Regions from separate parts of the Mus musculus genome. Here region 1 is linked to region 2. The links are chromatin loops, found by intact Hi-C in ENCODE. Cell type or tissue: left cerebral cortex. All regions are shown on one strand. Each heading gives the region's core, and the rest is flanking DNA. Links, peaks and the distances in the headings are about the cores only.

Evidence for each region. Hi-C counts contacts between places; a loop is a spot of excess contacts. Peaks named below come from ENCODE experiments on the same cell type or tissue, not always from the same donor. Only the 100,000 strongest peaks of a DNase experiment are listed, where the experiment ranks them.
Region 1: it touches region 2 in a loop (4-fold over the local background); 13 of 42 quality-filtered maps call a loop at or near these places.

Annotation. Positions count from the first base shown.
Region 1 is chr4:116,218,007-116,223,351 of GRCm38, forward strand. Pik3r3 (phosphoinositide-3-kinase regulatory subunit 3) reads left to right here and starts at 3,602. Exons shown (of 10, transcript NM_181585.6): 1 at 3,602-4,407. The coding sequence starts at 4,302. In left cerebral cortex, for the core only: no CTCF peak of the experiment used is centred there; DNase peaks (open chromatin) are centred at 3,211, 3,613, 4,389 and 4,871; H3K4me3 peaks cover 2,985 bases; H3K27ac peaks cover 2,794 bases.
Region 2 is chr4:116,156,795-116,162,165 of GRCm38, forward strand. Pomgnt1 (protein O-linked mannose beta 1,2-N-acetylglucosaminyltransferase) reads left to right here. Exons shown (of 22, transcript NM_026651.2): 18 at 1,099-1,163; 19 at 1,358-1,402; 20 at 1,629-1,764; 21 at 2,189-2,298; 22 at 2,386-3,050. The coding sequence ends at 2,473. It overlaps Tspan1 (tetraspanin 1), which reads right to left. Exons shown (of 8, transcript NM_133681.4): 8 at 5,087-5,371. Among named protein-coding and RNA genes, the nearest start is that of Tspan1, 8.1 kb to the right of the region's middle. In left cerebral cortex, for the core only: a CTCF peak has its summit at 3,193 (motif pointing right); DNase peaks (open chromatin) are centred at 3,269, 3,420 and 4,228; H3K27ac peaks cover 2,970 bases.

The DNA.
Region 1 (5,345 bases), core at 346-5,345, 61 kb after region 2:
TTTCTTTTCTTTTTTTGGTTTTTCGAGACAGGGTTTCTCTGTATAGCCCTGGCTGTCCTGGAACTCACTTTGTAGACCAGGCTGGCCTCAAACTCAGAAATCTGCCTGCCTCTGCCTCCCAAGTGCTGGGACTGATTCTGTTTCTTAACTGAAAGAAAAGCCAACATCCTGTGATAGGCACTTCCCACCATGGTAGGACGCTGACTGAAGCCCATCTTAAAGGGAATGTTTTCTTTCTGGACATCATCATAGCTTCTTGTGCCACTCATCCCTTGGAAATCTCCTATGTAAAGGTCTATTTAAATTGGAGATTTGGATCATTCACTTTTTGGTGGTAAGATTGAATTATTGCAGTCTTAGGGTTACTATTGCTGTGATGAACCATCAGTATCAAAAGCAACTTGTGGAGGAAAGGGTTTCTTTTCCTCACAGTTCCTTAGAACGGTTCATCATCAAAAGCAGTGAGGGGAAGAATTCAAGCAGGATAGGAACCTGTAGGCAAGGACTGAAGCAGAAGCCATGGAGACGTGCTGATTATTGGCTTGCTCCCCCTGGCTTGCTTAGCCTGCTCTCTTATAGAACCAGGATCACCAATCCAGAGATGGCATCACCAACAATGGGCCGGGCCCTTTTACATCCACCACAAATGAATAGGATTCCCTACAGGCTTGCCTACAGGCCTATCTTATGAAAATGTTTGTGGTTGTTATTGTTTTGTTTTGTTTTTCTGAGCTAATGTTTCTCCGTGTGGTTCTAGCTGTCCTGGAACTCACTTTGTATACACCAGGCTGCCCTCCAACTCAGAGATCTACCTGCCTCTGCCTCTTGAGTACTGGGATTAAAGGTATGACCACCACTGGGGTGGCTTAAAGACATTTTTTTTTTAATTGAAGTTCCTTTCTCTATCCAGCACAATTGCTTGAATGCCGTGGATCAACCTTGATCATTAGACTTCTGCTGTGTTACCTTTTCACCCTGTCCTGATAAACCCTAGATATTGGTAAGGCCTGGGTGACTACTCTGTGTATCAGAAAGGGAAACCCATCACTAACTGGTCAAGCTCGGTCCAGGCAAAAGTTGCTGTGGAAACATGAAAAGCCATTATTATCTTTTCCACACTTTTGTCTCTTTAGTCTCATTTTCTTTGGGAATGCACAGGGAGGGACACCTGTGTATACCAACTTGCCCTTGACTGACTGCTCAGCCTTTTGAGTTATCTAATGTGAATACTTTTGGCACTCAGATATGGTGAAGTACAGACTGCTGGGAAGCCAGCCACAAATTAGAGTTGTTCTTCTAACATCTTCTACCTGAAGGAGCAGTTCAGGAGATTAAAATTAATGAGCCCTGCCCCAGAGCTGCTTAGCTTTTGAAATACATTTCAACTGAAGAGACAAAAGAAAGCATCTCCAGGATTCTAAAAGAATTCTAGTGTGCTTCTCTAATTTGTTTCCTTAGTGCTTTACCCTCTCTGTATTTTCTGAATTCTTGTCCTTTTACTTTGTATCCAGTTTGTACACATTTTGATTTTGACTGTTTCCTGGGCCTGTTTCAACTCAGTACACCCACATACACACACACACACACACACACACACACACACACACACACACACACACACACCCTCCCCCCCCCCCCCTTTTTTGTTTTTTTCCAGATAGGATTTCCTTGTGTAGACCTGGCTACCTTGGAACTAACTCTGTAGACTAGGCTGGCCTCAGACTTAGTTTTTGAACTCAAGAGATCTGCTTGCCTCTCTCTCTAGAGTGCTGGGTCTAAAGGAATGAGCCACCGTGACTGGCTTAACTCAGAGCACTTTTAAGAAAAGGTAGAACCCAGCTGGGCAGTGGTGGCGCATGTCTTTAATCCCAACACTTGGGAGATAGAGACAGGCGGATTTCTGAGTTTGAGGCCAGCCTGGTCTACAGGGTGAGTTCCAGGATAGCCAGGGCTACACAGAGAAATCCTGTTTCAACAAAACAAAGCAAAACAAAAACCAAACAAAAACAAACAAACAAAAAAACAAAACAAGAAAGGCAGAACCCTTTAGGAGGTAGAGGATTAAAAGTGGAGACCCTTCTAGAGGCCAGTCAATACACAGAGCTACTGAGGATAGGTTTTGCTCAAGCTTAAATCAGGTTGTCAACTCAAACACAATGGGCTTTGTTACTCCAGTGTAAAGAGGAAACAGCCGTTTTGGCCTCCTCAGACTGTATTGTATGGCAGGATGGCAATTCTAGGCACAGGTTAGCTATTCAGGGTTCCCCAGCAAGTTAATTAGCTGTTTCTGAAATGCATGAAAATGTTCAGCATTTTTTCTGAAGCAAGTCTCAGAACTTTAAGCTTGGAAGGAGGGACCTGTGTGTTAGGAAGTGGGAAACAGAAAAGCGCCTTTTTGGTAGGGGAATGCAACACCTGTGACTTACCACAGAAAACACACAGACACTGTAATTTAAAAAATCTATTTAATTCTTATTTCTTTATTTTCTGATTTGAGTACTAGAACTGGAGGGCTCGATGAGATGCCTCACTCTTTGCTTGAGCGTAACTATGGGTTCTAAAGTCCTTCAGTGTGAAGCGGAGTAGCGGGGGGGGGGGGGGATGACTCCCCAAGGAACATTCAAGGTTCAGGTACCCTCAGGGAGTGTGTGTGTGGGGGGGGTGGGGTGGGGGACGATGGGGATCTTGTCTGGACAGAGAGTCCTGCAAGTGGGCTTGGCGACCTTTGCTGTATCTGATGATTTAACACCGGGGTAGGGGAGGGCGAACGCAGCAAGGTGAAGAGGTTTGTGAGGAGGAACTCTGCCCAGAGACTTCCAATGGAGCAGAAGAGTGTGCGCCCCGCCAAGTGACAGCACGCCCCGCTGCCGCCGCTCCCCTCCCCCCGCAGCTAGTCTCCAGGCAGAAGAGTCTCGCGCCAGCCCGTTCTCCCCCTCGTCACTCGTCCGGGAGGACCGAGCCACAGCGGGAAGCCCCGCCAGTCTCCGGGCAGCTTGAGCCCCCGAGCGCTCGCCCAGCCTGTCAGTAACCGCCGTTTGCGCCTTCTTTCTTTCTCCACACCCCCTCTTCTTCCTCCTCTTTTCTTTTCCCCTCTGCCTTTGTCCCGCTTAGTAACTGAGGTCCGACCAATCGCCGCCTTACCGGCCGGCGCCGGCTATCTCCTGATTGGCTCGCTTGGGGCGCGCAGCCGTCTCCGCTCCTCAGCTGGAGCAGGGCAGACAAAAGACGCAGGCTCGGGCTCCGGCAACCGGGCTCAGCCAATCACCATCCGCCCCCCACTCTTGGAGGAGCTCGCGTGCGCCCGGCTCCGACTCCTGGCGAGCGGCCAGCGCCCGGACTGTACCATTCTGAGCGAGGCTAGGGGGTAATGGCAAAGTCTGATTAAAGTGTCGAGTCTCGCAGGCTGACGGGGAGAGTTAAAAGTCGAAGCGGAGGGTGGTGGCAGTCTTCATTTCTTAGGCACTTGACAATCTTTGCAGTTAAGGTGCAAAGGAGTGGAAAGGACAGTCGAGCTACCGGCTCTTCCTCCTGTCCTGCCCGGTTGGTTGGCGCCTCAGCGGGGGTGGCAAGGGGGGAGGGCGGGGGAGGAGGTCCCCTCAGCGCAGTTAAAATGAAACTCTAGTGGTTGGAGCCAGGGCAGAGCGTGAGGGGAGCCGGCGCTGTCGTGGTTACCTTTACTACTCGGGCACAGTCGAGCTGACTGGACTCTCCAAGGGGTCGCCATCCCGAAGCTGCGGAAGCTTGGGTTCCCAGCCTGACGCGAATAGAGCCCGAGTCCCAATCCCAGAGGGAATCGCTCTCCGCAGACCAGTGGGACCCCGAAACTTGAACGCAAACCCCCTTTTCAAGCCTTTGTCACTTCCCCAGCTTTCTCCCAACGCGTTCTTTTTTCCCCCTTCCTCTCCATTCTCTCTTCTCCGAAGGACACAAAAGTGGCTTCCGCTGAAAGATTAGGAGGCGGTGGGAGCTTTTCCCTTTGGAGAGCGATTGTGTAGGAAGGATTTTCGGGAAGCTGCTTTTTAACACCACTGCTCTTTGCTTTCCGAGCTTCCCTGTAACCCTCTGAGGTAAAAACCCCGTAGCTTGAAAGTTCGGGGTATTTTGTTGGGTGCTTTAGGAGGAGAGAAGAGGAGGACCTTGTCCTCATCCTAGTAGTTTGGCTGGACTTGTACTGGCCGTTGGAAACCCCCAAGTACATTTCCGTGTGGAACTTTTGCAAATATATATTTAGATTTTAAATATCAGATAAAAGATATATATGCTTTTTATATATTTCCCGACGACCTGCCCCTGACAGCGCGATGTACAATACGGTGTGGAGTATGGACCGCGATGACGCAGACTGGAGGGAGGTGATGATGCCCTATTCGACAGAACTGATATTTTATATTGAAATGGATCCTCCAGGTATTTGAGAGCAAACTTGTTATTTTTATTATTTTTTAAAATTTTTGGATGGGTCTGATTTGTGCTTAACAAAACCCCGGTGACGTTTTCAGGCCAGAAGTATTCTTGGGTGCGCCAGGTTCGGGATGAGGGGTAGATTGCAGTTATAGCTGCAGTAAAACTGCTCTGGCTTACACCTTTAAAGTTTGCAGTTAGGACCCTGATCCCATTGTCCTGAGGGGGTGGGGGCGGGGGGACTGGAGTGGGAGGAAAGACCCGTTTTGGTTTGGCCTTTGCATGTCATTCAGGGTTTTGACGGCCCTCCACTTTTTTTTTTTTTTTTAATCAAGATTTCTGCTGGCAAGGGATGTATTATAATCCATGCTTGAAGAATTTCCCTTTGTGGCGATTCCTTAAAGCTTATACTTTAGTGCAGTTATCTGCTATGGTTCGTTGTTATTTTACCTTGGTTAACTTTAGAAACTGAGTTGCCTTTGTGATTATTCATTTTGAGACTCCGTGCTTCTCTCATAGAAACCAAATGCCGGTTAGTGATTTTCAGGGATTGTGCGTTCTTATTCATTCATGGCCTTAGTCTGAGGCTTTTTTTCTCCTATGCATATAGTTTCTTAGGTCTGCATGTAGTATTTTACTACTCGTTAATTAATTTATGGTGATTTAACTTAATTTGGGGGGTAGAATTGATATAATTTCGACTCTTAAAAATAAAGAATCTTTCTCTTTCCCGTGAATGGGATATATACATATCTGTGATAGGTTTCTATATATGTACATGTGAATTGTACATATAAATATATTTTTATTTGAGGACTTTGAGGCCACTAGAGTTATTTTGTGTTTCTCACAGTGAAGGAGAAAACAAAACAAAACAAAGTTTTTTTGTTCTTTAAAGTGTGCCTCATTTTATGGTTATTATAGCTGTCAGATATTCAAACCCT
Region 2 (5,371 bases), core at 264-5,263:
TCTATGACTGTGCACTGTGTGTGTGCCTGGGCCTGAGGAAGTCAGAAGAGAGCATCAGATGTCCCTGGAACTGGAGTTACATGCTTGTGAGCCACCATATAGGTGCTGGGTACTAGAACTCTGATCTTGTGCAAAAATATCAAGTGATCTCAACCACTGAGTCATCTCTCCATCCCCTGAATATGTTTTTAAATGATTTATTTTATACATATGAGTGTTTTGCTTGCATGTGTATACATGTATCGTGTTTGTGTCTGATGGCTAAGGAATCTAGGAGAGGACACTGAGTCTCCTGTAACTGGAGTTACAGATGGTTGTCAACCACCATCTGGGTGCTGAGAACCGAACTCGGGGCCTCTATAACAGCATCAAGCTAGACGGTGGTGGTACAAGCCTTTAATCCAATATTTGGGAGGCAGAGGCAGGTGGGTCTCTGTGAGTTTGAAACCAGCCTGGTCTACAGAGTGAGTACCAGGACAGTTGGGGCTACACAGGGAAACCCTGTCTCAAAAAAAACAAAAAGAAACAAAAAAGTGCATTTGAAACAGTACAGCTGAAAGGGATATATTTAATTTAGAACCTCCTAAAAGCAAGAGAAGCTAATAAAATCCTTATTTACCAATATTTACCATATTTCTTATCTACTAAGGAAGGACAAGTGCTTCCTCGCGCCATTCATGGAACCTGAATCAGCAGTTTCCTTCCTTCTAACCCATCTTTGCAATTGGCTACATCCAACGGACCGGTGTCTCTTTCTCAGTCTTCCCTTCCTCCCCCTCTGATACACACACCCCTACCCCTTGTGTTTTCAGGTCTCTTGTAGCTCAGCCTGAGACTGGTCTTGAAATTCTAATCCTCCTGCCTCCATCTCTCTTTACTTCTAAGTCTCTGTAGCAAATCTGGGGAAAGCCAGTGGGAACAGGACTAGTTTACGGGTCAGTAGCTTGAGCCAAGGGACCAGACCAAATTAAAGGTAGTAAGAGCTTGCCAAAGACAGCAACTCGGAGGGCCCTGGGTCTTGTAGATCTTCAGTAGGTCAGTGAGCAAGTGTGGGCCACACCAAGAAGTCCTGGCCTTCTGTCCTCATTCCTGTTTCAGGAGGCCTACTTCAAGAAGCACAAGTTCAACACAGTTCCAGGTGTCCAGCTCAGGAATGTAGACAGGTAGAGACTGGCAGCAGGCTAAGGGGGTGGGTATCTAAGGCTTGATGGCCAGTGCTTGCTAGTCCTTTCCTGTCTGGGGCCTTGGGAATTTACCTCAGCCCTGCTGTACCTTTTCCCCGTGTGACCCTTTGCCCTGCTCATTCCTTTCCATGGACCTGAGGGACTCTCCTGATATGTTTCTCCCTCCCCTTCAGTCTGAAGAAAGAAGCTTATGAAGTGGAAATTCACAGACTGCTCAGGTATGCCCTAGGGCAATTGGGATGCCTGGCAGGGAGTAAGGAATCTAGCTTCCTTGGTGACACCGTTAATGGGCACTATAGAAAATAAAAACCAGTGTGCTCTGGTACAGACATTAAGAACTGAAAGAAGGTAGCAGCGGAGCATTAACTCAAGTTCAGGGCCCTGTGTGTCCCATCTAGGAAGTAGGCCCTGTTTCGGCCTTAACTTTTTTTTACCCCAATGCAGTGAGGCCGAGGTTTTGGACCACAGCAAGGACCCTTGTGAAGACTCCTTCCTGCCAGACACGGAGGGCCACACCTATGTGGCGTTTATCCGAATGGAGACAGATGATGACTTCGCCACCTGGACTCAGCTTGCCAAGGTGCCTCAGGCTGCACCTCCCTCAGTAGCGCCCGCATCAACATGCGCTGCCCCTGCTATGCTAGCAAGAGTCTTTGTTAGAGAGCTTTCAACCTCAGAACCTTCTCCTACACTCTTACTTCTCTCATCTCACTTCCTGGCCAGGTATAGTGCGGGCCTTTCATGCAGCACTCGGGAGGCAGAGGCAGGCAGATCTCTGATTCAAGGGCCAGCCTTGGTCTACAGAGTGAGTTCCAGAATAGCCTATGATTACACAGAAAAACCCTGTCTCAAAAAAACAAAGAAGAGAACCTCTCTTTTAAGCCCTTGCTCAAATCCGTACTCCAGATAATGCTTCCTCTTGAAGGGTGAGGCTCCGCAAGGCCTTCAGAGAATCATCTCCACGGCTTCTTGACCATCTCTTTCTCCTACTCTATCCCTGCTAGTGCCTCCATATTTGGGACCTGGATGTTCGTGGCAACCACCGGGGCCTGTGGAGATTATTTCGGAAGAAGAACCACTTTTTGGTGGTGGGGGTCCCAGCCTCCCCTTACTCGTGAGTCACCCCGTTCTGCCCTAGGAAATGGCCTTCTGGGTCTGAAGCATGTCCTCTCCTCTGTACCGTTCATCTGTTATGTTTCAGAGTGAAGAAGCCACCATCAGTCACCCCTATTTTCCTGGAGCCACCCCCAAAGGAAGAAGGAGCCCCAGGGGCTGCTGAACAAACGTGAAGCCTCCTCCAGGACTCTGCAGGGCTGGGTACTGTGTACCCCCAGACAGGCTAGCCCGTTGCCCTACCCTGTAGGATTTAGTAGATGCTGGTAGGGGTAGGGCTGGTTTGTTTTTAACATGGAATTTAATTACTAACTCCAAGGGGAAGGATCCCCTGCCCCAACACCCCTATTCCTGAGTTTAAGGTCTATTTATTTACTTCCTTGTCAAAGAAGAGCAGGAGAGTTCCCAGGACCTCTTTGGGATCCCTGGGTAGCTGATCCACTCTTTTCATACCCTGTCCTCCCAGGCCTGGCTCAGAACCTATTTATTGACTGTCCTGGGGGCCTTGGGAATAGGCCCAACCCGGGGCCTTTATTCCTCTCTGGACCAGGATGCTGCCCTGAGGGTGGGACTGGCTCATACTCAGGAAAACTGTTGTGCCCAACTGATGGACAGGCCCATATGGGGTCCATGTGCTGACAGACTCACACAGAGACCTTTAGACACTGGACCAGGTCTCCTCTTAGCCTTCTCTTTGTCCAGATTTCCAAAACTGGATAAAGATGGTCATTGATTAAAAAAGAAGAAAACCTCTGGGGGTGTATTTTGTAATAGTTTTGTGGGGAGTATGGCGTGGTGGTGAGGGAGAAACCATTACTGGATAAATGGTGAGGTGTTTGGGGTTTTTGGTTTTTTGTTTTATCTGCCATAGTTTATCTTCTGTGTGAAGCCATTTGGCCACCAGGGGATGCCCAAGTCTCAAGCTTCAAGTCTTTTGTTTCAGAAGGGTTCCACCCTGGTACCAGCTGACTTATATGCCTTGCCTACTTGGCAGCCATCTCACACCCCTTCCTCGCTATTCTACCACCCTGCTAGTTCCATCCTTTGTGTCTGAGCCCAGCACCTGTCCCCAGAAACGGAGTAGGTAAGAGAAACCAAAAAGGACAGATGGGGGTGGTTGAGGCAATGCTCTGGACGTAACCATAGTGGAGACAGGAAGTGACTGGATCAGAAACAGTGGCAGCCACAGCAGTGTGGGAGATGATTTTGAGAGAAGATACTGGGCAGGCAGATACAGGAGCAAGGCTTTCTGTGGCCTGAATTGGTTGTGTGCAGAATTCCATATAGGGATGTTTTTTCTGCATAAAAGGTCCATGGTTTTCATCAGAGGCTAGTAACTCAAAGGAGCCTAGGAAAGTCTGAGTTAATCACCAAAAACCAGACAATATAGTCGTTTGGGAGTCAGATAGCCCAAGGCAGGGGAATATGACCTTTAAGGCTCTGAAGATTAAGATCAGGACCTGAGTAGATCAGACTGTAAGAAAGGGTATAACTCTTGCCAAGGACGGGAACTTACTGGAATTCCTGCCCTTTACCTTTGCTGTCCTGGTGCCCCTTACTGGTGCCTAGAGCTCAGCAGTAGTATCGTGCAATATGGCTTTGACATTGGTCACCACCCTGACCCCCTTCAGTGTTCAGTAGAGCTAGTGTTTCAGGTGGCAAAGTAGGCACAGGAGAAGCAATTAGACCGTGATGAAGTGGCAGCCCTCCCTGGACAAACAAATCCCCTTCCTCCTCCTGCTTCCACACAGGCACTTGTGGGAGGAATAGAGTTTGTGTGGGAGATGCAGTTTGCTGGCAAAGGGTGAAGGCCAACTAGTTCTCTATCTAGAATCCTAGTAGATTCTTGGTCAGGCTTCACAGAAGCTGTGTGGCTCTGGCCAAGTCTGTTCTTTTTTGGGCCCAACAAGTGGGTGGGTGATAGCTGTGGGCTGCTCTGGAAAAGCCCATAGAGACAGATGGGGGGCGGGACTGTCAAAGGGAAGGGAGGAGGGAAGATAGTCAAATCGGCTTTGCCTGGTGGCAGCCACTGTCCTGCAGCAACAGCATTTCCCTTGATGCTGCCACTTGAAGTTCAGAGGCATTCAATTTTTGTTTTTTGGGGGGGCTTTTTTTCTGAGACGGGGTTTCCCTGAGTGGACTTGGCTATCTTGGACCTCACTATGTAGACCGGGCTAGCCTCAGACTCAGAGATCAGCCTGCTCCTGCCTCCCAGGTGCTGCGGTTAAAGACATGTGCCACCAAAGTATTGCATTTTTTAAAAAAGACATTTAGATTTTTTTTCAGAGACATTCAGTTCAGTTTCTTCAGGTTGGACTGTTACTGTGTCAAGCAAGGTCCACCCAGTTACAGGAGCCCATCTGGCAGCTAAGGACTGGGTAAAGACTAGGAATGTATTATAGTGGTGTGTTTGCCTAGCACACATGAAGTCGGGTGTGATCCACAATACCTCCTAAAACCAGGCATGGTGATGGATACATATCTCTAAACCCAGCACTTAGGAGACCGAGGCAGGAATTCAGTGTCATTCTCAGCTACATAGAAAGTTCAAAGCTGTGCCGGGCGTGGTGGCGCATGCCTTTAATCCCAGCACTTGGGAGGCAGAGGCAGGCGGATTTCTGAGTTCGAGGCCAGCCTGGTCTACAGAGTGAGTTCCAGGACAGCCAGGACTACACAGAGAAACTCTATCTTGAAAAACCAAAAGAAAAAAAAAAGAAAGTTCAAAGCCAGCCTGGGCTGTATGAGACCCCTCCATCTAAGCAAAAACAACAAAGAAGTGAGATCTTGGCCAGGTGTAATGGTGCACAGCTTTAATCCCAGCATTCAGGAGGTAGAGGACCCCTTTTTCAGAAACAAAGGAAAAAGAATGCTTGGGTGAAAGAGCCAGTGCCAACGGTGGCCATAGTGCTATAATTATGCTCTCAGCCCCTGCATTAACTGTGCCACCAAGATCAAGCAGGCCACACTCTTCAGCTGCCCAGTTCCTGATGAAGATGATGGAAACATACCCGATGTGTCCATCTGCCCTTAGGGCACAAGTCTGGAATTGCTGAAGAACTTGTGTCCCCCTTTGC